Regions from separate parts of the Homo sapiens genome. Here all the other regions are linked to region 2. A link is a loop called in an ENCODE intact Hi-C map of the cell type or tissue named here. Cell type or tissue: heart right ventricle. All regions are shown on one strand. Links, peaks and the distances in the headings refer to the core of each region. The heading gives the core; the rest is flanking DNA. Region 1 has its middle 120 kb from the start of RALGAPA2. Region 2 holds the start of LINC01727 (long intergenic non-protein coding RNA 1727). Region 3 has its middle 110 kb from the start of LINC03083.

The links. Peaks named below come from ENCODE experiments on the same cell type or tissue, not always from the same donor. Only the 100,000 strongest peaks of a DNase experiment are listed, where the experiment ranks them.
Region 1: it touches region 2 in a loop (16-fold over the local background); 23 of 110 quality-filtered maps call a loop at or near these places.
Region 3: it touches region 2 in a loop (5-fold over the local background); 35 of 110 quality-filtered maps call a loop at or near these places.

The regions. Positions count from the first base shown.
Region 1 is chr20:20,833,412-20,841,604 of GRCh38, reverse strand. No RefSeq gene overlaps it. Among named protein-coding and RNA genes, the nearest start is that of RALGAPA2, 120 kb to the right of the region's middle. In heart right ventricle, for the core only: CTCF peaks have their summits at 3,736 and 3,944 (motif pointing left); a DNase peak (open chromatin) is centred at 3,924; H3K4me3 peaks cover 410 bases; H3K27me3 peaks cover 2,412 bases.
Region 2 is chr20:21,568,317-21,576,509 of GRCh38, reverse strand. It overlaps LINC01727 (long intergenic non-protein coding RNA 1727), which reads right to left and starts at 6,486. Exons shown (of 4, transcript NR_109880.1): 1 at 6,262-6,486. RefSeq lists an enhancer at 1,758-2,258. In heart right ventricle, for the core only: a CTCF peak has its summit at 4,224 (motif pointing right); no DNase peak of the experiment used is centred there; H3K27me3 peaks cover 3,432 bases.
Region 3 is chr20:20,855,646-20,863,838 of GRCh38, reverse strand. No RefSeq gene overlaps it. Among named protein-coding and RNA genes, the nearest start is that of LINC03083, 110 kb to the left of the region's middle. In heart right ventricle, for the core only: CTCF peaks have their summits at 3,256 and 3,458 (motif pointing left); a DNase peak (open chromatin) is centred at 3,458; H3K27me3 peaks cover 2,377 bases.

The DNA.
Region 1 (8,193 bases), core at 1,898-6,897, 740 kb after region 2:
CTGACACAGGGACTTTTGTTAGTCTAACTAGTACTGAAGGGGCGTTAGGGCCAAGATCTGACGGGTAACTTAAGACAGAAGTTAGGTTATTAAGACAGTTTATTATACCCACCTCCCATAGGGTGTGGTCTGGGACCTAAAGCAGAACTGAATGTTTTGGGCTTGGGGGTGGGTTGAGAATTAGATTCATTTAAGAAGCTTAAGACAGGGCTTCTAACAAGGGTTGTTAACAAGGAGTTGTCTACTGGAAATTTCCAAGCAAGAGTGCATTTCCCAAGAGGATGCAATGATGTAAGGATCACTAGACCACAAAAACAGAATTGTGGCCTTATGTTGCACATTCTTTGATCCTGAGAGCTCCCAGATAATTAAAGATGCTATTAAGGGCAAGAAAAATATTTTCATTATCTCATTTGCATATGAATATAATTGTGCCAATTAAATTTCAGCTGTAGCTAGTGGTATGGGGCAGCCTGCCTATCCATTCACTGGAGCTATTTCCAGTAGCAAGGCTGTAGATGAAGAAATCTCCCACTAGAACTGTAGTTCAGCCTTTTTCTGGTTTTGCTGCTCAACAAATCACACTTAGCTTGTGGCTTAAAAAAAATAACCATTTATTTAACCTACTGTTCTCCAGACTGGCAATTTGGCTCAACTGGGTAGTTCCCAGGGTCTCAGCTAGACTTGCTCAGTCATCTGCACTCAGTTGACCATCAGCTGGATGGCGCTGGTGACCAGGGCAACAGGGGTACCTGGGCCACATGTCCCTTGTTCTCCAGAAGGCCACCCCAAGCTTATTCACATGATGGTTGTATAGGGTTTTAAGAGGGATAGAAGAGGCATGCATGACCGCTTGAGACCTAGGCTCAGCATACCATTGCTTCCTCCACATTCTCTTGACCACAGCAAGTCACAAGATCAGGCAGATTCAAGGGTGGGGAAGTAGATTCTACCTTTCAATGGGAGGAGCAGCAAAGTTACATTGAAACAGGCAGGGATACAGGGAAAGGAATAATTGCAACCATTTTTGCAAGCAATTTACCAGAGCCTCAACCCATAGCAATCTTTGTCCTTTAAAAGATAGGATAGGTCAGGTGTGGTGGCTCACGCCTGTAATCCCAGCACTTTGTGAGGCCAAGATAGGTGAATCACTTGAGGTCAGGAGTTCGAGACCAGCCTGGACAACATGGTGAAACTTTATCTGTACCAAAAAATAAAAAAATTAACTGGGTGTGGTGCCTGTGGTCCCAGATACTTGGAAGGCTGCGGTGGGAGAATTGCTTGAACCTGGTGGGAAGGTGTTGCACTGAGTTGAGATCGTGCCACTGCACTCCAGTCTGGGTGATAGAGTGAGACCCTATCTAAAAAAAAAAAAAGAAAAAAAAAAAAGGACAGAACCTAACCCAAATTCTGGTTCAGACTCTGGCCCTTGCTCCTTAGTTCATTTGTATTGCTTTAAAGGAATACCTGAGGCAGGCTGAGTAATTTATAAAGAAAAGAGATTTATTTGGCACATGGTTCTGCAGGCTGTGCAAGAAGCATGGAGCCAACATCTGCTTCTGGTGAGGGCCCCAAGCTGCTTCCACTCATGTTAAAAGGTGAAAGGGAGTCAGTATGCAGAGATCACAGGCAGAGAGGAAGTAATAGACAGAGGAGGAGGTGCCAGGCTCTTTCTAACAACCAGCTCTCATGGGAACTAATAGAGTGAGAACTCACTCACTTGGTTCCAGATAGGACATTAATTCATGAGGGATCTGCTGCCATGACCCAAATGCCTCCCACTAAGCTCCACCTCCAACATTGGATCAAATGTCAACATGAGGTTTGGGGGGAACAAGCATCCAAACTATAGCAGCTCCCAACCCACAATGAGGAGTTCTACCTCAATCCCCAAAGCCCCCACTCCCATCTCCCCCTGTCTTCCTGGAGCTGACTTAGTTGGAACCTTCTGGACCAACTAATAACCTGTGTCATCCCTGTCCTATCATCATGACATTCAGTGGGTCATGGCCCTGTGTAGGAGAATGTCCAGCTCTCTCCAGATCTCACACCAAGGCAGGAGGAAACCACTGCCTGGAGGCCTTGTCCCCCAATGCCACACTAGTGTCAGCAGCAGAGGACCAATGCTCGGGTCCCCACCTCCCAGCCCAGTGTCCTGTGCTGTTAACATTTCTTGCCTGCAAGTGAGAGAATATGGAAAGGGTCTGCCCATCCCAAGCTCTATCTGTGCATCCAGGAAATGTTTTCAAGAGAAAAGTTAGGAGTTGTGATGGTTGATTTTATGTGTCAATTTGGCTGGGCCGTGGTACCTAGGTATTTGGTTAAACACTATTCTAGACATTTCTGTGAAAGTGTTTTTAAACTCAATTAACATTTAGATCAGTGGCCTTTGAGTAACAAAGATTACCCTCCAAAATGTGGGTGGGCTTTATCCAATCAGTTAAAGGACTTAAGAAAAAAAGACTGGTTCTCCAACCAGGAAGGATTCAGCCAGCAGACAGTCTTTGACTCTTCCCTGGGTCTCCAGCTTGGTGACCTACCCTGAAGATGTTAAGCCAATTCCTTAAAATAAATCTCTCTGTATACATGCATCCTATTCTGTTTGTTTTTTTTTTTTTTTCAATCTGGAGAATCTGACTAATCCAGGGGCGGAGACAGTCTGTAGAAAAGCAAGCTCTATCATTTACTCAAGATTATGAGCTAAACAAGTTTAACAACAGTATCTGAAAACTGTAACATTTATAGTACCCTGGGTTAAATACTACTTGTTTTCAGTGGGTTAATGGGAGAAAGAAACAGAAAATGGACCTAAGAGAGGAAGAAGAGAGGAGACAATTTGTACTTTGTATTTTCATATATATTATTCCCAGTTAAAGTGAATTGAAGCTAAGGGACAATAATTAACATTGATAGTCTGGATGATATGATATGTCCAACTTATCATTTCACTTTTATTTCCATTATATGTTTATGCCTTTCTACCAGAATGGCTGTTAAAATGGGATTCTTATGACATTTCCTGAAAGGACTCAATAGTCTTTTACTTACATCTCTCTCTTTTTTTTTTTTTTTTTTTTTTTTAAGATGGAGTCTTGCTCTGTCGCGCAGTCTGGAGTGCAGTGGCACCATCTTAGCTCACTGCAACCTCTGCCTCCTGGGTTCAAGTGATTCTCCTGCCTCAGCCTCCTGAGTACCCGGGATTACAGGCATGCGCCACCACGCCCAGCTAATTTTTGTATTTTTGTAGAGATGTGGTCTCGCGATGTTGGCCAGGCTGGTCTCTAACTCCTGACCTCAGGTGATCCGCCCGTGTCAGCCTCCCAAAGTGCTGGGATTACAGGCATGAGCCACCAAGCCTGGCCTTTTACTTACATCTAAGTAGCCATTTTGCCAAGGACAGGGAGTCAAAGATGAATGTGTTTTTAAAAATCATATGACCCTCATTTTAATTTAAACCATCTAGAAACCAAGATTTCAAGATGAACATAAAAAAATTAATGTAAACTGCCTTTAAATTGAAGATTTTTCCCCCCACTGGGTTACAATAAAGTTCCCATAAGTCTCTGGAGTATAGCAAAAAAACAGCGAGGTTGTCAGCGAGGGGGAGAACTAGAAACTAGAATGAGCTGGTTGAGTCCTCATGAGCCATCGAAGTCCAAAGTTTAGGAATTCAGAGGCCATCGGGGTGACTGCAGTCTCTCACCCCGTGCGCAATGCAGGACGACCACGCTGCTCCGCTGGGCGGCTCTTTCTAAACCTAAGAACCCAGCATACGACGTGGCTCTCTTGATTCCCTTATCAGAAGTCCTTCTGCATGGACAACTGAAAGGCCTTTAAATTCAAAAGCTCTTCAAGGTTAGTAAGTAAACCTGGCCTGTCTTACCCCAAAAGCCCGATCGCTGCGAAGGGGAGATTTTTATTTTCTGGTCCACACCGCCATCTGCTGGCCTCGCCATCTCTAAGTGAAGCACTCGCTGTATTTTCTTCCAGGAAATCCAGTAGATCGTTTAGACTTCATTCTAAAATCCATGTATATTGAAGTGTTGCTTCACGTGTGAAAGTAGCACTTCTCAATATTTACAATAAGAGTAAGAAAAGCACTTGATAAACCAGTTCATTGGACACAAGTTACTTGCGTTGATTGTGAATATGAAACGAAGTAACAGTTAAGGAGCTAAACATAACTAGGTACCTCTGGGCAGCCGGAGTCTCATTTGGATAATTAGTACCTACACTTGTCAGCCGTCTGATTGCCCAGTAATTATAGTTTAAGTTAAACAGGTAAATCTGATGGGTACGTATTTGTTTGTGGACAGGGTTAACAGCCCCGTTGATGAAGCATCCCTGCATCATCCTTCAGGAGCGCCATGGTAATTAATGGGCTCTTATGCGGTTTTTTAAATATGCAAATAAATATTTAACACGAAAATGTCCCTAGATGACAGACAACAGGTTCATGAGAAACAGCGATTTATCATTAGCATGGACTGCTTCAGGGACATTGGTGAATACAGGTAGTCAGGGAACTATCAACGTGTGTTTGAAAAGCCATTCCAGAGGGTTGCAGAACCGGGTGGCTCACTTAGCTGCTATATACATAGCTTGCAAAGCCCTTCAAAGGTTAATCATTCTTATCCTCCCCTTTTAGCCTCAATTGTCCTCTTTTGTCATGACCTCTTTATAAATAAAGGAAAGGAAAATAAGGAAAGATGGGGAGACAGAAGAGGAGAGAAAAGGAAAACGAGAAAACCACACTTAAAGTCCCTGTGGGTAACTGTTGTACAGTTGCATGCATTTAGGTAAAACCCCTAACCAGCTTAATAATCTATTCTGAGACAAACAGGGCAGCTTGGAGAACCCTGCATTTGCTCTTCTAAGAAAAAGAGGCCGGGCGCGGTGGCTCACGCCTGTAATCCCAGCACTTTGGGAGGCCGAGGTGGTCGGATCACGAGGTCAAGAGATCAAGACCATCCTGGCAAACATGGTGAAACCCTGTCTCTACTAAAAATACAAAAATTAGCTGGGCATGGTGGTGCACACCTGTAGTCCCAGCTACTCAGGAGGCTGAGGCGGGAGAATCACTTGAACCCAGGAGGCAGAGGTTGCAGTGAGCCAAGATCACACCACTGCACTCCAGCTTGGCGACAGAGCAAGACTCCGTCTCAAAGAAAAAGAAAAGAAAAGAAGAGAAAAGAAAAGAAATTATCAGTGAACTCATAGCTTCCCATATTCTCTAGCAAACAAAGAACATGTGGGGGATAAAAAGAGGTTTAATGGAGTAAGCACGGCACACTGTCAAATGATCAGCAATCAGATCTTAAGGACAACTCATTCTTCATCAGCTGCACCTAACTCTCTGGGCCCCAGTGATGTGATTGCTAATGGAATAATGCCTATGCAACCCAGCCAAATGAACCCAGAGCCTTCCCCTCTGGCACTAAGATAGGCCACCGTTGGTTTCCGAAATAAGCATGACATCAGCAGTGGCCACCTCCTGCAGTCCAAACCTCAGAGCTCCTTTGGGGAGGAGGCGAGGCGTGCAGGAGAGCCGTGTGGCTCCAGGATGCTAGATTTCACTCCTGGCTCTGGCTCTGAGTAACATGTGACTTACGACCAGTCGTGTGTGCCAATCAGTTGGAATTATTCCTCTGCTCTCTGCTCTTCAACAGAAATAATGAAGTTGCCTTGGTAGATTCACCAACTTTTAAATGTTTGGAGCTTATCAAGAGAGTCATTTTTAACACTTTTTCTTCCCCTGAAAATACAAGAAATGCGTGGCCGTCGAAAAATAAACAAGCAAAGAGAAAAGGAAAAGAAGCAGGAAAAAAAAAAAGTGGACATAAGACGACTCCTCCAGGGACAGCCTCATCCCTCTTCCCTCCTCGCCATGTGGCTTTCAGAAAGAGCAGCCTCTGGCTCTTGGTTTGCTTGCCTTCCCTTCACACTGCAGCCCTCCTATCTTCTGCGCCCTATGTTGGTACAGCTCAATCCAATGCACATTTTGCAAGCCTTGATTATGACTTTCCAGCAGTATCTCCCCTCGGCTGCCGAGGGCCAAGGCCCCTGCTTTCCTCTTGCTTCTCCGGCCACCTCTCCACCCTTTAGAAGTCTCCTCCTTCTCTTCATGGCCATAATCTGGTGGGTACTTTTCTTTCCACTTGATGCTCTTTCCCTATGTCCGAGGGTCTAACCCTGTCTGTAATGAGAATCACCTGAGGGCTGTTATCATCTACTTATACTTGGGCCCCGCTCCAGGCCAGGCAAGTCAGAATCTCTGAAGAAGGGATCCGGGGAAATTCAATATCTTTTTAAAGCTCCCCAGTCAACTCTTACATTCAGGCAGCATGAACTAACCCTCCAGGAACAGTTTCTCAAACGGGACTGCACAGGTGGAACCCGCTGGGGAGTTTTAAAAGCTTCTGATGGCTGGATCCAGAATATCCAGGTCTGAGGGGTGTCCTGAGATGAGGGACTTTCAGTGCTAAAACTAGGAAAGTCCCAGGCAGACCTGGACAAATGGGGATGAGTTGGTTGCCCTCCCCAGAGATTTTGACGTAATGGTACTGGATGGGCACTGGGAATTTGTTAATTTAATTTTATTTTGTTTTAGTTTGTTTTATTCATTTATTTTTGAGACCGAGTCTCGCTCTGTCACCCAGCCTGGAGTGCAGTGGTGCAATCTCGGCTCACTGCAACCTCCACCTCCTGGGTTCAAATGATTCCCCCACCTCAGCCTCCTGAGTAGCTGGGATTACAGGCACCCGCTATCATGCCCGGCTAATTTTTGTATTTTTGTAAAGACGGGGTTTCACCAGGTTGGCCAGGCTGGCCTTGAACTCCTGACCTCAGGTGGTCTGCCTGCCTCAGCCTCCCAAAGTGCTGAGATTACAGGCATGAGCCACCGTGCCTGGCTTTATTTTTATTTTTATGTTAATTTATTTATAGACACAGTCTTGCTCTGTCACCCAGGCTGGAGTACAGTGGTGTGATCATGGCTCACTGCAGCCTCGAGCTCATGAGATCCTCTGCAATTCAGCCTGCCAAGTTGCTGGGACTATAGGCATGTGCCACCACACCCAGCTGATTTTGTCATTGGGATTTTAGAAGCTCCCCAGGTAATTCTAGTGTGAAGCAAAGTTTGAGACTCGCTGCCTGCAGTCAGTGATTTTCAAGCTTTCCTGTGCATGCAAATGCCCTGAAGGGTGTGTTAACAGGGTCTGCAGGCCTCATCCCCAGAGTTTCTGACTCAGTAGGTCTTGGACAGGATGGGGCCAGAGATTCTGCACCTCAAACAACTTTCCAGGTAATGCTGTGCTGCTGGTAGTCCAGAGACCTACTTGGGGAGTCTCCTCCCCATCTTCAGCTCAAGTTACCATCCTACAGTAACAAATGCAAAATGTGTGTCTACTCTGGCCCCTCCTTTGCTCTGTACATCTGTAGAACCAGCAGTGCATTTGATTCTCCATTGGAATGTTTTAAAGGCATCTCAAATTCAAAATGACAAAATGGAATTCACGATCATCTTCTCCAAGCCTGATTTCTTCTAATGGTCTTTATGTGTTGTAGCACAGAAACTTGATGTCATCTTTTATAGAAATCTCCCTCTGCCCACCCCCAGGTTCAAGTCATCGTGAACTTTCGTTGATTTGACTGCTTCGGGGTGTCTTGGACCTACCCATTGTTCTCCCTCACTACCCAAGACTTCCTTGTCTAAGCGCCGTGAGGCCTCCTTGATGGGCGGTGTGGTGTCTCCCAGCGCATCTCCCCTCTTCCTGCTGGCCCGTCTACCCATCTACTCCATTGTCCATGATATTTTTTCAATATTCGGATCCAATCGCCCCTCCCCCTGCTCAAACTCTTCAGCAGTTTTTCATGCCTGCCCAGACTCTGCCTATCCTAGGCCTCCTCTCCTATTCCTGTCTCAGTAAGACATGGCGATGGACACCAGCAAAGGTGTCCAGCCAGCCCCAGCATGGCCTTTGTCATCATTATATGTCTATGGTCAATGAGCTCAGATCCCAGCAGGGGATTGTAAAGGACATAGTCGGGGCCACACCACTCAAGAGCAGGAAAGCTGGGATCATGGCATGGCTCTCCTGCAGTGCCTGGTGCTCCCCACTGCACCACACTGCCTTCCTGCGCCTGTCACGTCCCAGCGTGTCAGACCCGGAACTGAATCTTCACGCAGGTCCC
Region 2 (8,193 bases), core at 1,422-6,421:
AACCAGCAGCTGGATGCAAACCCAACTCAGGTTAGAGCTTAACTCCAGCAAGCACAGCGCTGCCTCCTACAAGCCCCCACATAGCATTTGCCTCCAAAACTAGTTAGGCAGGATCCCATAGGCCTCCCTGTAACAATATCTCCATAGGAAGGAAGGAAGGAAGGAAGGAAGGAAGGAAGGAAGGAAGGAAGGAAGGAAGGAAGGAAGGAAGGAAGGAAGGAAGGAAGGTATCTGCCCCAAAGCTGTTCTTGACCTTTTTTTGAGTGACTTCACTTTATTTTAAGCTTTATGCAGAAAGTGCAATTGTATTAATATTTGTATCTTGCTATTTCATATTCACTGCAATTCAATGTGTAAAAGCTGCCACAGTGACACTAAGTGGTAAAGAGTTAGTGGTCTTCCCATCCACTAAGTGCATGGAACCAGAACAGAGCAGGGGCCTGAGCCCCACCGCCTGAGGCCAAGTTTCCATCCTTCTATGGACTTCTCTTCTCCCGTTTTTCTCATCATTAAAAGAGAGAGTGACCATGCCTATTTAAGAGGAAGGTTATAGAGATTAAGTGACATTATTCAACCTGTCTCAAGGGGCCACTGGGGAAAGTTTTCTATCTGTAATAATGGTGTTTCAGTAACCTCACAAGCTAAGAAAACCATCAATGTGGACAGATGAATCCTGAATTCATAAACAGCACCTTCCAGGTAGCAGGAAGGCAGGTGAAAGCTAGCTTCCCTCCAGGAACTCTTTGCTCATCCCACCTCTTTAATTAAATTCTTGGGCCAAGTGTAGTGGCTCAGGCCTATAACCCTAACACTTTGGGATACCAAGGCAGGAGGATCTCCTGAGGCTAAGAGTTTGGGACCAGCCTGGGCAACATAGTGAAGCCCCTGTCTTTACAAAATATTTTTTAAATTAACTAGGCAACTTAGGAGGCTGAGGCAGGAGGATTGCTTGAGCCCAGGCATTCGAGGCTGCAGTAAGCTATGATGGCACCACTGCACTCCAGCCTGGAAAATGCCTGAGCTATCTAGGTTATTAACCACCAACCAAAGGCTGAAATCCAATAGGTCTTTAGTTCTCTTTCTTTATTTCCCTCCAAAATGTGATGCAGCTTTTTCCCTGGGGCGCTGGAAGAAGCTAGGGCAGACAGATAACAGCAGTTGAAGGTGGAGATGCTGAAAAGCATGCTTGGCGTGGATGGAAATTTGGCCTCAGGCAGTGGGAATCAGGGAAGACCATTAACTCTTTACCACTTAGTGTCCCTGTGGTAACTTTTACATATTAAATTGCAGTGAATATGAAATAGCAAGATACAAATATTGATAAGATTGTACTTTCTTCATAAAACTTAAAATAACATTAAATCACTCCAAAAATTGTCAAGAACAGCTTTGGGCAGATTGCATTTTCTCTTTCTTCTTCTGTTAATTTTGCATGTTAATTTTCTTCTTAACTGTTTAACATGTGCTGCTATTTGATGATACAATTTTCAAGAGCAATGAGAGGCTGGGAAATGTTTCCTGGTGTGGCCACCACCTAGGAAGACAGTTGGTGCCACAAGAGCTTGTGTAGGGGAAGTTCATGGGCCCGAGGGTTGACCTGCTGGAGCGGGCAGCCGTGCACCCATGCCGGACTCAAGGAGGGCATCACACATGGAGGGGGCAACACAGGCCAGGATGTAAAGCTGGAAAAGTGCAGGGCATGTCCGGGGGCGTCCAGCTCAAGTGGCTGTTTGAGAATTGCTTGTGCTATCGGACGGAGAGGTCACGCACATTGGACGCGAGAGGATCGTGGGTCACAGTCTGGGAACCAGAGCACCAGAGCCCAAGGAGGGAGGACCACAACACCCAGGCCCCTTACCACGCTTATTCCAGCAAGGTAAAGTCCCTCTGGAATGGCTCATGCACCCGGCTTGTGGACAGGAGTGGGATGGCGTGGCTGAGACGGAGATAGGAGGGAAGCAAGGGGAATGGGAAGACAGCTGCCTTGGAGGCCACTCCCAAAGGAAGGAGAGCAGGATGAGAAAACCCCAAATCCACGTAATGCCCTAAAGTGCACTGGGGTCAGCTAAGGCGATGCAGATTGAGGAAGAGGCTCCGAGTCAGTAAGACCAGCACCTAAAATTCCTCTAAAGAAAGGCACTAAAACTCCAGGGCCCCTCATCAGTGTTTGAAAAGATATTTGGCTGCACTTATACTTTAACATGTCCCATAACGTGCCCTGAGATACCATTTTTCACTTATCCAGTTGGCAAATAACATAACGCTCAGTGACTCCGGTGCTGGTAGAGGTGAAGCAGAACACACAAGGGTACAAACTGGCAAGGCTTCCACAGACGGCAACTTGCAGTTCTTTTTAAAAAACCCTCTGAGACAGGAATTCCACTACCAGGACTGTATCCTACATGTGTCCCCACACATGCACATAATGACAGTTGTACAAGGCTACTCATTGTGGCACTGTTGTCATAGCAAAGATTGGAACCAACCAAGATGTCCTTCAGGTGCGGACTGCTTAAATAAATAACACCTCATCCACATAATGGAATGCCAGGCAGAGAGAATGAAGAAATCTGTTTCTTCCTAATGACATAATCTCCCATTATTTAATGAAGAAAAGGGGCAGGCTATGTATGTCAGGTACAATTATTGGTGGTTTTTGAAGGGAAAATGAGAAAGAGAAAGAAACTTTTTTTTTTCTTTTTGCTTATGCATGTACTATCTGTGGAAGGATACAGAAGACGCTGATTACTTTAGTTGGCTCTGCTGGGGAGAACGGAGCGGCTGGAAGACAGAAGAATAAGGAAGATGAGATCTAACACCTTTCTGTTGTTGTCGAATTTTGAACCAGATAGAAGTTTTATCTATTTTCTAAATAAATACAAAAACAAAAACCCCAGGCCCTGAATACAGCTTTAGGTGAAAACGGTGTTCCCAATTCCCACTCCTCACCCATACCCAGCCTCCTATCTCCCTCTCAGCCACGCCATCCCACACTTCCCACTCCTCATCCATATCCAGCCTCCTATCTCCCTCTCAGCCACGCCATCCCACACTTCCCACTCCTCATCCATACCCAGCCTCCTATCTCCCTCTCAGCCACGCCATCCCACTCCTGTCCAGCCTTTTCCTTCCATTCCAATTTTATAAAACTTCCCTTCACCTCACTCCTTTGGCGGGATGATTTTTAACACTTCACAGTTTTACAAGCTTTTGCATTTCAGATTTGAGTCTCTGACTTAAATGAAAAGCTGGAAGTGTTTCTTATAGAAAAACTCACATATATGTACAAAGTATTCTTGCAATGGAAGAAAAATGAAAGGCATCTAAATGTCCATCTGTAGGGGAGAAAAATCAAACAAATCAGATTATTTCCACACTGCACAACAGCATGCAGCGGTAAAACAGTCAGATCACTTTGTGTTTAAAAACCTCAGGCCGGGTGTGTGGCTCACACCTGTAATTCAAGCACTTTGGGAGGCCAAGACAGGAGGATTGCTTGAACCCAGTAGTTCAAGACTAGCCTGAGCATCGCAGGGAGATCCTGTCTCTACAAAAAATTAGCCAGGCATGGCAACTTGCACCTGTAGTCCTAGCTACTTCGGAGGCTCAGGTGGGGGGATCCCTTGAGCCCAGGAGTTCGGGGCTGCAGTGAACTGTGCCATTGCACTCCAGCCTGGGCAACAGAGCAAGACCCTGTCTCAAAAATAAATAAATAAAAATAAAAATAAACCTTATACAATATATTTTCAGACTTTATATAGTACATAAAAATATATTATCAATATAAGCATAAACTTTATATAAACATATTGTATAAAGCATAGAATTAAATGTATTATATTTTTATATATTTATATAAAGTTTTAAAATATTTTTACATTTGTAAATATAAAATATATACACATATATGCCATACAAAATATATTTTATGCTTATTTATAAGTCATACACTTCATATGTGCACATGTAATGTATATTTCTACATGTCTACATCTCTGTGTAACATATAGAAACGAATATATAATATACATATATATCATTTGTAAATGCATAGGAAAGGAATGTAAATGTTCTCTAGGGGTGTAGTAAGATCGGGATGATAAAAGGAAATGCAGGAAAGCTTGAGATTGTTACTGTATGAACCTGCATGGGCTTGTGTGATGTTTTTAAACAATAAAAATTATTAACCATCTTTTGGTGCCTGGCATGACAAGTATCTGCCACTAGAGGGCACTGGAGATCGCTAAATATTTCCCAGGATTATCTTTGAGGGAGGGGGCGCGGGTGCAGGGGATTTGAAGGAAGCCCCTTTACCTCTTTATAAGGGTCCCTTTTTCACGCTGGGGGACTGGGCCCTGAACCTGAACTTTCAGTGAGGGTAAAGCTTGGCTGGAAGCCCGCAACCCTTCTCTCTCCACTCCCTCAAATAGGCCCCTGCAGCCATTTGGGGTGGGAGTCCTTTATCCAGCCCACCCCATTTTGCCCACCAGTTTCGCCCACCAGCCCTGGTCTGCGGGACGCTGCTCCGGTGTGGAAGGTGGAACTGGCATCGAGTGCATTTCAGTGAGCTCACCTTCACTCCTTATTCCACATGGGTGTTCAACGGGGAGCCCTGAGACATTGGAAGGGGCCGTTTGTGATTGCTCAATTATAGTGGAGACATCTTCGCATTTGGGGGAGGAAGAGGGAAGCTAGAATTTCTGAAATGCTCAAAATTCAGCCTGAAATGCATGTCGGTGAACAACCAGTTGCTAATTACCTACCCTAGGCCCTAACTCTCTGACACGTAATCATAGAGCATTATCGCCTGGTTTAGTATGAGCGGAATATGCAGGAACCCAGAGTCAGTCAACGTGTGTTGTTGTGCCTAGAAATTTACTGAGCGTTTTTCACCAGTATGGAAAACCACGGCACCATGACGCCAAGCCGGTAGTGTCTGAGTCACTGGTCCTGTGCTCCAGGCTTGGCCTGGCTCTGGGGTTGTCGGGATCACATTCTTACAAGACAAACACCTGGATACTTTATTACGTCTTCTAGAGAGCTTGTGCCCAAGCATTTACCTATCGAATATGTGTGTGTGTGTGTGTGTGTGTGTGTGTGTGTGTGTTTACCAAAAGTTACCTTTTTCAACTTCTCTTTTGTTTCTCCTTTATATTACAGAAAGAACTTTTTGTAATGATGCATGTAAGTAGATTATACAATCTGTGAATTTCATTTCAAGATAGGACAGGAAGCGTTACAAAATATTCGTGGTCTCCAAAGTGATTCTGACACCTCATGATGACTAAGACCTTTGGTTGCCGTTGCCTCAAATAATTTCCTCCTAGAGCAGCAGTTCTTCACCTCGGCTACACATTGAACTATGTGGGAAGCTATTAAAAATACAGATGCCTGAACCCCACAGCCTTCATTATCTTGTGAGCATCTGGGCCAAGTTCAGTGCTGGTGCTCTTGTTCAGATGGATGTAGCTGGTGGTGCAGAGATCCATGAGCTTGCTTTTATGGGACTTTCTGCTGTTGTTGATCTGGGATGCAGTCAGGATACTAGGGCTTTTTTAAAGCTCCCCAGTTGACTCTAATGCAGCCAAATTTGAGAACCATTCTCTGCTCAATACCTTCAAAAATGGAAAACTAACAACCTCTCACTCAGTGCCACCCCAGGTATGACGTGCAGAACAGCAGCATCAGCATACCTGGGAGCTTGTTAGAAATTCAGAGTTTAGGATCTATCTCAGACCAGCTAAATCCAGATCTTGGGAAGTGGGGCCCAGGTACTTGTATTCCACTCCACGCCTCCACAACATTGGCTTACTTTTAATTTAGCTTTAAATTACAATTTTAAAATGGAATTAACCAGAAGGCAAGGGTATACGGGAAATTTTTTTTAACACTTCTCATGTAAACTCAAGTCTTTTATTCCTTTTTCAGGGGTAAAGCAGGCTTTTCCATTTACAAGGTTATTCATGAGTTGCAAAAATTCCCTCCCTTCCTCCATGCTTTTGTAATTCCTACATTCCGCCATTTAGTCTTGGTGGCCACAATCAAACAGAAATCATGAGGGCCCTTTCCTCTTGCATCCGTAGTGGCAACCTTTGCAGCAGACAGTAACTGCTCCAGATCTGTCAAATAAACGCAAGTATCTGTATTTCTAAATCACCTCTCAGTAATACTTTTGCATACTGGAGTTTTCACTTTGGCATGCCCTAATCCTTACACAAGCACGAATTCCTCTAAATCCCAGCCTGAATTTGTTTAACTTACCAGAGAAGGCTTGCCCATTGAAGATTGGTTCTTCAGCCACTGCTTTTCATTCTCATACCAAACAAGTGCATTTTTAAGAACTCGCGAGAGTCTTGCTACTCTTCAACAGAGAAAGTCATCTCCAAATTAATCCACAGTCAGGAGCACCTCGTGCTGCTTTTATATATCATTAAAGTCCTGTAAAAGCAAGCTCACGGATCTCTGCACCACCAGCTAAATCTATCTGAACGAGAGCACCAGCCCTGAACTTGGCCCAGATGCTCACAAGATGATGAAGGGCACCCCTCCTCCAGCCTGTTCTTGTCCTCTCTCCCAGGGAGGCTTAGTCCTTTGGCACAAAAGCAGTGGTGGCCATTCATTCCTTGCCCTAGTGAAGCCAACTTCCTCCACATTCATTCTGCCCATCAGCATCTGATGCCCCCACAATGGCAAACACTGCAGGGGACCAAAGTCTGACTCCAAAAGGAGGCAGAATGCCAGGTCTTCTGCAGTGATGCCCTCGAATGGCCATCTCTCACTGCCTGGGATTAGCCTACATTGAGATCAATGATTAGCAGGTAACTTGTGAAGCCGACTCCTAAAAGTCCCATTCCTCCATCTTAGCTCATTTGGGAAAACAGTTTTTCCAACACTTCTTACGTAAATTCAAATGTTAGATTCTTTTTTTGGATTTCACAAATAGGACTAATAATTGATCCACTCATGTAAATATGAATACAGTGAATTGCATATAGTAGGCACTGGATTATTTGTTAAAGTGTTGAATTAGGCCAGACACAGTGGCTCGCACCTGTAATCCCAGCACTTTGGGAGGCCAAGGAGGGCAGATCACTTGAGGTCAGGAATTCAAAACCAGCTTGGCCAACATGGCGAAACACTGTCTCTACTAAAAATAGAAAAAAAAAAAATCGCTAGGCGTGGTGGTGGCACACATCTGTAATTCCAGCTACTAGGGAGACTGAGGCATGAGAATCTCTTGAACCCAGGAGGCAGAGGTTGCAGTGAGCCGAGATCGCACCACTGCACTCCAGCCTGGGTGACAGACTCAGACTCTATCTCAAAAAAGAAAAAATGTTGAATTAATACATGTATGTGAATACACTATATGTATGTGTACATGTGCATCTATCTATATAGCTGTATCTCCATCTGTATGTTCATTGATCTATGTGTCTGTATATCTACAGATAGACTGCCCCACCTGACCCAACAACCAGTCCAATAAATGAGCCCTTATTCTGCACTGCCAACCAGACTTCACAGCATTCCTAACATGTTTCACTGAGTCCTCACACAAAGCCAAGAAATAGGTATTATTCCTGAGGTCTCATAAAACCATCTGAGAAATGTGTAGCAGAGAATCAAAGCCATGTATGGCAAAAAATAAAAAATTAAAAAAAAAAGGCACTGGTGCAAAGATTTCCAGAAGTACTGGAGGAGCCATGGGCCACCTGAGAACTATGGACTTCACAAGATCAGATGCAAGGGAGAGAAATTACCTGGTGTAGGGGAGGATTAGACCTTGGCCACCTGGATTCAGTTTCCAGTTTGCCAGGGCCTCAGCAAATTCTTCCTTTTGTGCACCTGTTTCCTGGTAAACTTCCTGCAGAAGCAGAGAAGCTGGTAGGGCTTGGAGGAAACTGAAAAACAGGGACAATGAAAACAGTCCTTTGTATGACACATTTGGCCCTTGTCAAGAAATACAAACGGGGAACCTAGCTTAGGAAAAGCAAGACGTCTTCATTCATTTCCTCAAGGAAGTGGCCCTTGCCTATGACTGCTACGAGTCAGTTTCCAAAAAGCTCAATATTAAGCTCTGATTGCTCCCTAGCAGAAATGGCTGCTTTCATTTATTCTTGCCCATCTGGCACAAAAGCAATATGCAGAGCTCAAAAGAGGTACGCAGAGGTGGCCCGGTAAACACTGGCCTCC
Region 3 (8,193 bases), core at 1,018-6,017, 710 kb after region 2:
TGTGCTGTCCAATGCGGTAGCCACTAGTAACATGTGGCTCTGAGCCCTTAAATGTGGCTAGTGGGACTGAGAAATGGAATTTGTCATTTTCTTTAAGTTTAATTAACTTTCAATAGCCACAGCAGAGTAGAGGCTCGTGTCTCAGACAATAAAGTCACAGGTGGAGTCAGGAGTTTGCCAGGGTAAGGCTTGGGGTGGCATTTACCTGCTGTGTGAGTGACAAAATGGCTTCTTCCCGCCCTCTCTCTGCTTCCACAGACGGGGGCATTTCTATTCTTTATCTTGCTACGCCTCTATACTTTAAAAATGCATCCTCCACCAATAAAAACACAATTTCAGCAGAAAAGTGGCCAAACATCTCAGAGGGACTCCTGGGGCCCACAGTTAAAGGCTTTGTTCCAACACCACATTTTGTTTCCATGTCTTCTACATCTAACTAGAACCAAGCTGGCTAAATACTCCACGGGAATCCTCACTGGTGGGCCTGTCTACTCTCCAGGCAGAAAGATTTCCCAGAGCTCTGCAGGCCACTGACTTACCTCCCTAGGGGACACAGGCATAGCATTCACCTGTGGCTTCCTGAGCCTCCTGGTGTGTGGGATGCCCTGGGAGCTCCTTACATGAAAATGTCAGGCTCCTCCTAGACGGGATAGGTCAGAATGGGCAGAGGCAGATCCCCCAAAGCTCTCCAGTGCTAGGGTAACCGGACGCTAGTACTTAGGCCAGCTTTGGGGAAGTGCTGGCCTATACAACAGTGGGCATGAAATCACCAACAGGGATGCCTTCCTCACTCCAGCCCAGAGCTGGTCCAGTAGGGGGCTGAGCAGAGGGGAATTTTAATGTTGTTAGGAAACGTTGTGGTTTCAGGAGGAAGAAAACCATTTTAAGCTTAAACTCTGATCAGGAAGAAGCTCTTTTCCCCTTTATGGAATGCAAAATGCCCATACCTCCATGGAGGTGTGGCAGGAAATGCTACGGAGCCAGCCAGTGAACACAGATGAAAGCTCAGTGCCCAGGTTAGAAGGCACGAGAAAGCAAGCACCGTGTGGGACAGCCATGCCTAGCATTTCAAACGGTGCAGAAAGCCAGTTGTCCATAAGGGGCTGGGAGCACTGGCAGGAGGACCAAGATCAGTGCAGGCCCTCAGGGGACATCAAGAGAAGAGCAACTCCAAGCCACGCCACCTCTGAAATCCCATCAACTCCTTTCTGAGGAGGAACTAATAGTCTATGTCAAATCTTTTAAAGTGTTCTTACCACACACACTAATAATTATTATAATAGAGGAGATGGGAAGAAACTTTGGGAAGGGATGGATGTCTATGGCCTTGATGGTAGTGATGATTTCACTGGTGTCTGCTTCTCCCCAAACTCATCAAGTTGTACACATTAATTACACACAGCTTTATACAAGTCAATCATACCTCGATAATGTGGTTTCAAAAATATTTTTGTGCGTTAGATTTCCAGTTTATTTTCTGCATGGAAGAATGTATACAGGTCTCTCTCTCTCTGGGTGTGGGTCCAATCATTTACAAGTTCTTTTGTTATCTTCTAAAGATTTCAAATTCACAAACCTTACACAAAGGGACTGTGTGTGGCCACCACGGTTGAATGAAACTTGCCCAGTTATTACAGCCAGGGTTCTGGAGTTCTGAGAGAACTAGGCAAGTGGCTTCCCACACAGAATGATGTCTTACTGAAACTCATTTCTATTGAGTCATTTAAAGGTACAATCTGGCCAGGCATGGTGGCTCACACCTGTAATCCCAGCACTTCAGGAGGACAAGGCGGATGGACCACTTCAAGCCAGGAGTTTGAGACCAGTCTGGCCAACATGGCAAAACCCTCTCTCTACTAAAAATGCAAAAATTAGCCTGGCGTGGTGGTGCACACCTGTAATCCCAGCTGCTCAGGAGGCTGAGGCAGGAGAATCACTTCAATCTGGGAGGCAGAGTTTGCAGTGAGTGGAGATCGCACCACTGTACTCCAGCCTGGGCTATAGAGAGAGACTTCATCTAAAAAAAAAAAAAAGTACAATCTTAAAATTCTTAGGACTAGAGGCCAAAAGATGGTGTCTTTTTTTTTTAGTGCTTCTTTTCACTCCTCAATATATTTCTATGCCAAAGACTAAGAATATTTGCCCAAATTTTGCCAGCTCCATCTCTTCCCTCCTCTTCAAGAACTCTCTCTAGAGGAAGTGAGCTAAGTTCTCCAGAGCTTTCTTTCACGGGATATGGAGAAAACACATAACATCAACCACCTTTGGTGCAGGAAGAAAACTAATTAGATGGGCAATGCTGTAAGCCATATCTATTTGTTTTAGATTTTCTTCAGTCTAAAAGAGTTGAGCCTGAAATGGATAAATGTGTCATTTCCCTTGAATGTGAGTGAGTATTAGAGACTCATTCTCCTAGACCCATTGAGTACTCTGTAATTCAAGGGCTTTTTCTTTATTCCTCCAATAAAAATGTCTTGAGGTTTTCTGGAAGTGGAGACCGAAAACACATGAGGGCTTCCTCTCACTGGTTTTGACTCTGATTTTTCAAAGAAGTTGGGTGCACCAGAGATAGAGATGTGGACAAAGTGGTCAGACACACACATCGTTCACTCCGTAATGCACACTAACACACTCATAGTGATTCCGTGAGCTCTTATTTTCTGCATTTGAACATTTCTTTCTTGCTGTATTATGCTTCTACGCCTCTGTTATTAGATGCACCTGCTCATACAAGTTTGCTATCATTTATCTCACTTACAGTAACATCGAGCACACCATTAGTGTTGCTTAGAATTACCCCAGCTCCAATGAAGATGCCTTAATAGTTTTGAAGGAACGCCACCCAAATTACAGTGTGTGGGTGAGAGAGTTCACCAGTCTATAAATGTGAAGATCTTCAAGCATTGTGCTACATTCTCTTTTATTCATTTTCTCTGAAGCAGGTTAAACCTCTTGAATTAAGATCTATGCTCAGATGCCAATGGAAATGGAGTGTGTTCAGAAACTGATGTTTACTTGAATGTGTTTATTGCTTAAGTGTCATTTCTGCCTTCATCCCTTTCATTGTCTTTTTGAGCTTTGAGAAAGGAATCCAGTATTTCCAGTTTTTTCTTTATCATTTCTCCCAAATATGTGCTATTTGAGTTGTTATGGCTGAGAGCTATAATAACTTTCTTTTTTTTAATTGCCCTACTAAATTTTAAAAATAATAGTTAAGGAAGCTTTAGTTGATTTCAATTAAGAGATGCTATGTAATGCAATTAAGAAATGCTGTATAAATTGCCTTCCATTCCAACAGTGAAAAGAATTCATGTTGCTTTTTAGGATTCTACATGCCTCTTTAAGTCCATGTACAGCCTAACGCCACAGTCATTCCCTTCCTAATTTCTATCTTGCAGAGGCAGGAGAGAATCATGGCCAATGGCAGTATTGCAAGCATTGCTGTGCTTGTGCGCCCCCTGCTGGCTTAGTTTTTGCTAACAGCTGTTGAGGGGCTAGATCCCAGAGGAAACGGGTACTTACTTTGGTTGAAATCAGCAGAAAAGAATGACGATGACTAACTTGTCTTCTACTGTCTAAGCTTTCAGGAGCTTAGACCGTCGCCCAAATGGGCAAGAGTGCATATTTTTAGCAATGTCTTGCTTTTCTCATGACTGTCCCAGGAAGTTAGTTCCTTATGCTTTTAAAGCACCTGTCAACAGCACTGTCTTAACCTTTATCGTAGAAAACGGATGCTCCAGGCAGGACCCTTGGGCATGAGGAAGGGGTGTGTGTGTGTGTGTTTGTGTGTGTGTGTGTGTGTGTGCGATTTTGTCCCGTTGTCCCATTTCCATCAAGTCCTCCATTTTTAAAAATATAAGCAACTGACATTTTCTCAGCCTTCTAAGAGGTGAAATAGACATGTGGCTTCAAGGTCCCCACCTCACTACCAGCCGCTTCCAACCCAACAACGGTTTCTACATAGAAACTCTGGGCCACCCACCCGGCTTACAGTGTGCTGAAACGTATCTGTTTAACTGTCCACTGTTACATAATGGAAATGTTACCAAATGGTGATTCTGAAATTTTCCTGTGCCTCCAAAACATAGCTTATTTTCCATTCTCTGACAACCAGCCAATCCCCTAGGCATTACCATCCCCCTGTAGGTAGCCAGCTGAAGCCCAAGCTGTGTTCATCTCTGGATTGCAACATCCCTGAACACGACTGACGAGTGATGGGGCTGACCTCCCAGGCACATGTTAGAATGGATAGTGTAAATCAACGCTTCTTTGGGACCAAGATCTCAGACTGTCACAATAGGAAAACAGAGAGAATCTCCTTGGATTGGTGCAGAGCAAACATGGCTGTGGTTCTTGGCCAGCGCAGGCTGCCCTGAAGCAGTAGTGCCCTGTACACTGGCGGGATGTGGTGCTCTTCCCCATCTCTGCCACAGCCAGACCCAGTCCATGCTACACTGTCTCTCCTGTGCCCTCACAGCAGCCTCCCAGCACTTCTTCCCATTTCCATTTGTCCTTCTTACAATCCGCTCTTCCACCCTGAGTCAGAGTATTCTCCCAAATCCCAAACTGATCCAGCTTGCCCTTTGGATTAAAACTTTTCAGGGATGGACACAGTGGCTCACGCCTGTAATCCCAGCATTTTGGGAGGCCAAGGTGGGAGAATCACTTGAGGTCAGGAGTTTGAGACTAGCCTGGCCAACATGGTGAAACCCAATCTCTACTAAAAATACAAAAATTAGCTGGGCATGGTGGCGTGTGCCTATAATCCCAGCTACTCAGGAGGCTGAGGCAGGAGAATTGCTTGAATCTGGGAGGTGGAGGTTGCAGTGAGCTGAGATTGTGCCACTGCACTCCAGCCTGGGCAACAGAGCAAGACTTCATCTCAAAAAAAAACAAACAACAACAACAAAACTTTTCAAAGATTTTCTGTTGCTTGTTGAAAAACAACTAAAATCCTCAGCTTAGCTTACCAGGCCAGTGGGACCTCTCATCTATCCTTCCAATCAACCTTAGGTCTGAAGAGCCTCCTCTGTTTGCATTGTGAATTTTGTGTGTGCATCCAACATTGAACTTTAAGCTCTATAAGGACAGAGCAGGAGCCAGTCATTGTATCCATGGTGCCTAGTGCAGAGCCTGGTATACAGTGGGTTATCCATGGTTCTGACTATTTGCTGAATCAATATGTGAATAACTTGGGTGGCAGCATGGAGAGTTTCAGCAGCAGTGAGAGGCAGTGCCAATAAAGAGGAATACTAGTCCCTTTAGGGCTAACAGGAAAGAGCTCCTTGGTGACAGTAGCTTGCCTCCCTACTCACACTGCTGCATCAGCAGCAAAATAATCAACCACAGACATCTCCAAGTGGAGCCAGAAGATGACAGGCACCATGCTTTAACTGGGAGATCTCGTTGGTGAGCAGAGCTGAGATGCCTCCCGCTCAGGTGCTGAGAAATGTTGGGAGGACCAGAGTTCCAGAAAGTTCCCTGCCCAGGGATAGAGCTCAAAGAAATATGTTTTCTTTTCTCATTATCACTTGTTAAGGTTTTAGGAGTAGGCATATAAAATTAGCAAGCAACAGGTATATTTCTGGTAATAGAACACAGAAAGAGAAGTAGAACATAGGAGAGAATAGAAGAACATAGAAGGGAAGTTCAAAGAATGAACAAAAAAGATTCAATGAGTTTTAAGGGTTTTAACCAAGTTTTAAGGGTTTTAACCAAGAACCATAGGCTCTTACCACGAAGGCCTACTTTGAGTCATTGAGATACTGTCTCATCTGATTGTATTTTTTTTTTTTTTTTGAGACGGAGTCTCTCTCTGTCCCCCAGGCTGGAGTGCAGTGGTGAGATCTCGGCTCACTGCAAGCTCCGCCTCCCAGGTTCACACCATTCTCCTGCCTCAGCCTCCCAAGTAGCAGGGACTACAGGTGCCCGCCAACACGCCCGGCTAATTTTTTGTATTTTTAGTAGAGACAGGGTTTCACCGTGTTACCCAGGATGGTCTCGATCTCTTGACCTCATGATCCGCCCGTCTCGGCCTCCCAAAGTGCTGGGATTACAGGCATGAGCCACCGCGCCCAGCCTGATTGTATTCTTTAATCCAATGCTAAGAACATAAAAAATGCTTACAACTTCAAAACATGGTTTAAATGTATCTGACCCTCTTTATAGATCCTATGTTTTTGAGAGATGACAGGGCCTCTTAAATGTATTTTCTAAGAGATCCTTTGTTATTTAAAGGTCACATCAACTTTGATGGGACCTTTGGGTTCATGTCATATATATTATGGCAGCAGTAAGTCATTTAAGGCATTAGTCACTTTGCAAGAGTCAAGTGTACGTCATTACTTCACCTTAAACGTGTTCCGATTCCCAAGAGAGTTTTCCATTCTCACCGCATGTGCGAAGGAGTGCAAAAGGAGGAATGGGTTTCAAACCCAATCCATTAAAAGCACATTCAAATGGATCCCTACAAGATTTCCCTGTGACATAATCAGAGACAGTAGAAAGAAGGGTACCTGGTTTTCTCCAACTGACTTGCTCCAAATGTCACCAGTGCAGAGACTAGAAAATACCATCTTGCTCCTCCTAGAGCTTCTCTAAGTGAATCACTGGGACTAGGGCCTGCTGGAGCTTTGCCTTCTTTTCTTTGGCAAAAATGACAGCCTCAGTGGCACCTCCTGCATGGCCCAGAGGCACCACCCCTTGCTTCCAACTTCAATAATATTCCAAACAAACATGAATCATTGAGTGTGGTTGGGCACCAAAGAAAGCTCTAACTGCACCAAGAGAAAACTTCAGATGACCACGAGGCTCTAATCTCTTGCATCAATTTAACCACATTAATTACGAGAAAAACAGAAAGAGAGACAAAAAATGAACAATTTGAAGGAGAGTTTTCATACTCTTAAGTGGCATATTGCTATTCTTTCTACTAAGTACTCCTGTAAAATAACAGCAATAATTTCTAAACATAACTGTTTTATATGTGTAAATATATGTATGTATACATTTTCATATAAATATTTATATTTATACATACATTAAATGGTTTATAACGTTGAAAATATTCTTTTAGAACATCAAGCTCAACATGTCAAAACACTCTCACTACCTTCACCTTCCAAACACACGTGCCACCCTAACTGTCTGATTTCAGTAAGTGACATGACCATCTCCCGGTAAGAAGGCTGGAAATTACATTTGACTTGTCTCTTGCCTCCTTCATTCGTCGGTCCTGTGGAAAATTCCTCCAGATCTCACTCACATCCACTTCCTCTTTCTAAATTCAGTCCTTCCTCCTCGCAACCTATCTGCACAAAACCACCAGATTAACTTAGCACAATTCCTCTATGATTCAGTCAGGCCCCCAGTCAAAACTTTCAACAGCTCCTCATTGTCGACTCAATCTCTTCACAGTCACTCAAGACCCACAGCATTCCGGCCACACCTATCTTTCTTATCCCTGTACTCCACACTAATCCCATTACTTCCCATTGCCAAGCCCTTCCCTCTGCCAGTCGTCCCTCCTCCAAGAGGGTCAATGCCATGCTGTCACTGCAAGCACTTATGGTTGAACATTTCTAGATGCCTCATGGCCAGAAGGTTCTTTAAGTTCTGGCCAAAGTGCCCATTGCTCCATGCAACTTCCTGATGTCCAGCGCAGAATGCTTTCCTTGACTTCTCCTGGACTCCTCAATTGCCCTGTGATGCTCTGTGCACTAGCTTCTCTTCTTAGAGGGGAGTCACTTTCAAGGTCAGGTGACTCCAATCTAAAGAGTCACATTTTACCCCTTGTGCTCTTTCTGTACCATCTTAGGAGGCACTTACTGTCTTCATAATTGTTTGCTAAGAGGAATAATAGACTATAGATGACTTTCTGATTTGAGCATCTTCCTTTCATCCCAAGAGAAAACAAAAGGACATACCTGTAGGTCATAACGCCATCCATATAAAGGCAGGTCAATATTCAAAGCCAAGAGTGCCTGATATGGTTTGGATTTGTGTCCCCGCACAAACTTCATGTCGAACTGTAATCCCCAGCGTTGGAGGAGGGGCCTGCTGGGAGGTGATTAGATCATGGGGGCGGATTTCCCCCTTGCTGTTCTTGTGATAGTGAGTTTTCATGAGACCTGGTTGTTTAAAGGCGTGTAGCACCTCCCCCTCTCACCTTCTTCCTCCTGCTCCAGCCATGTA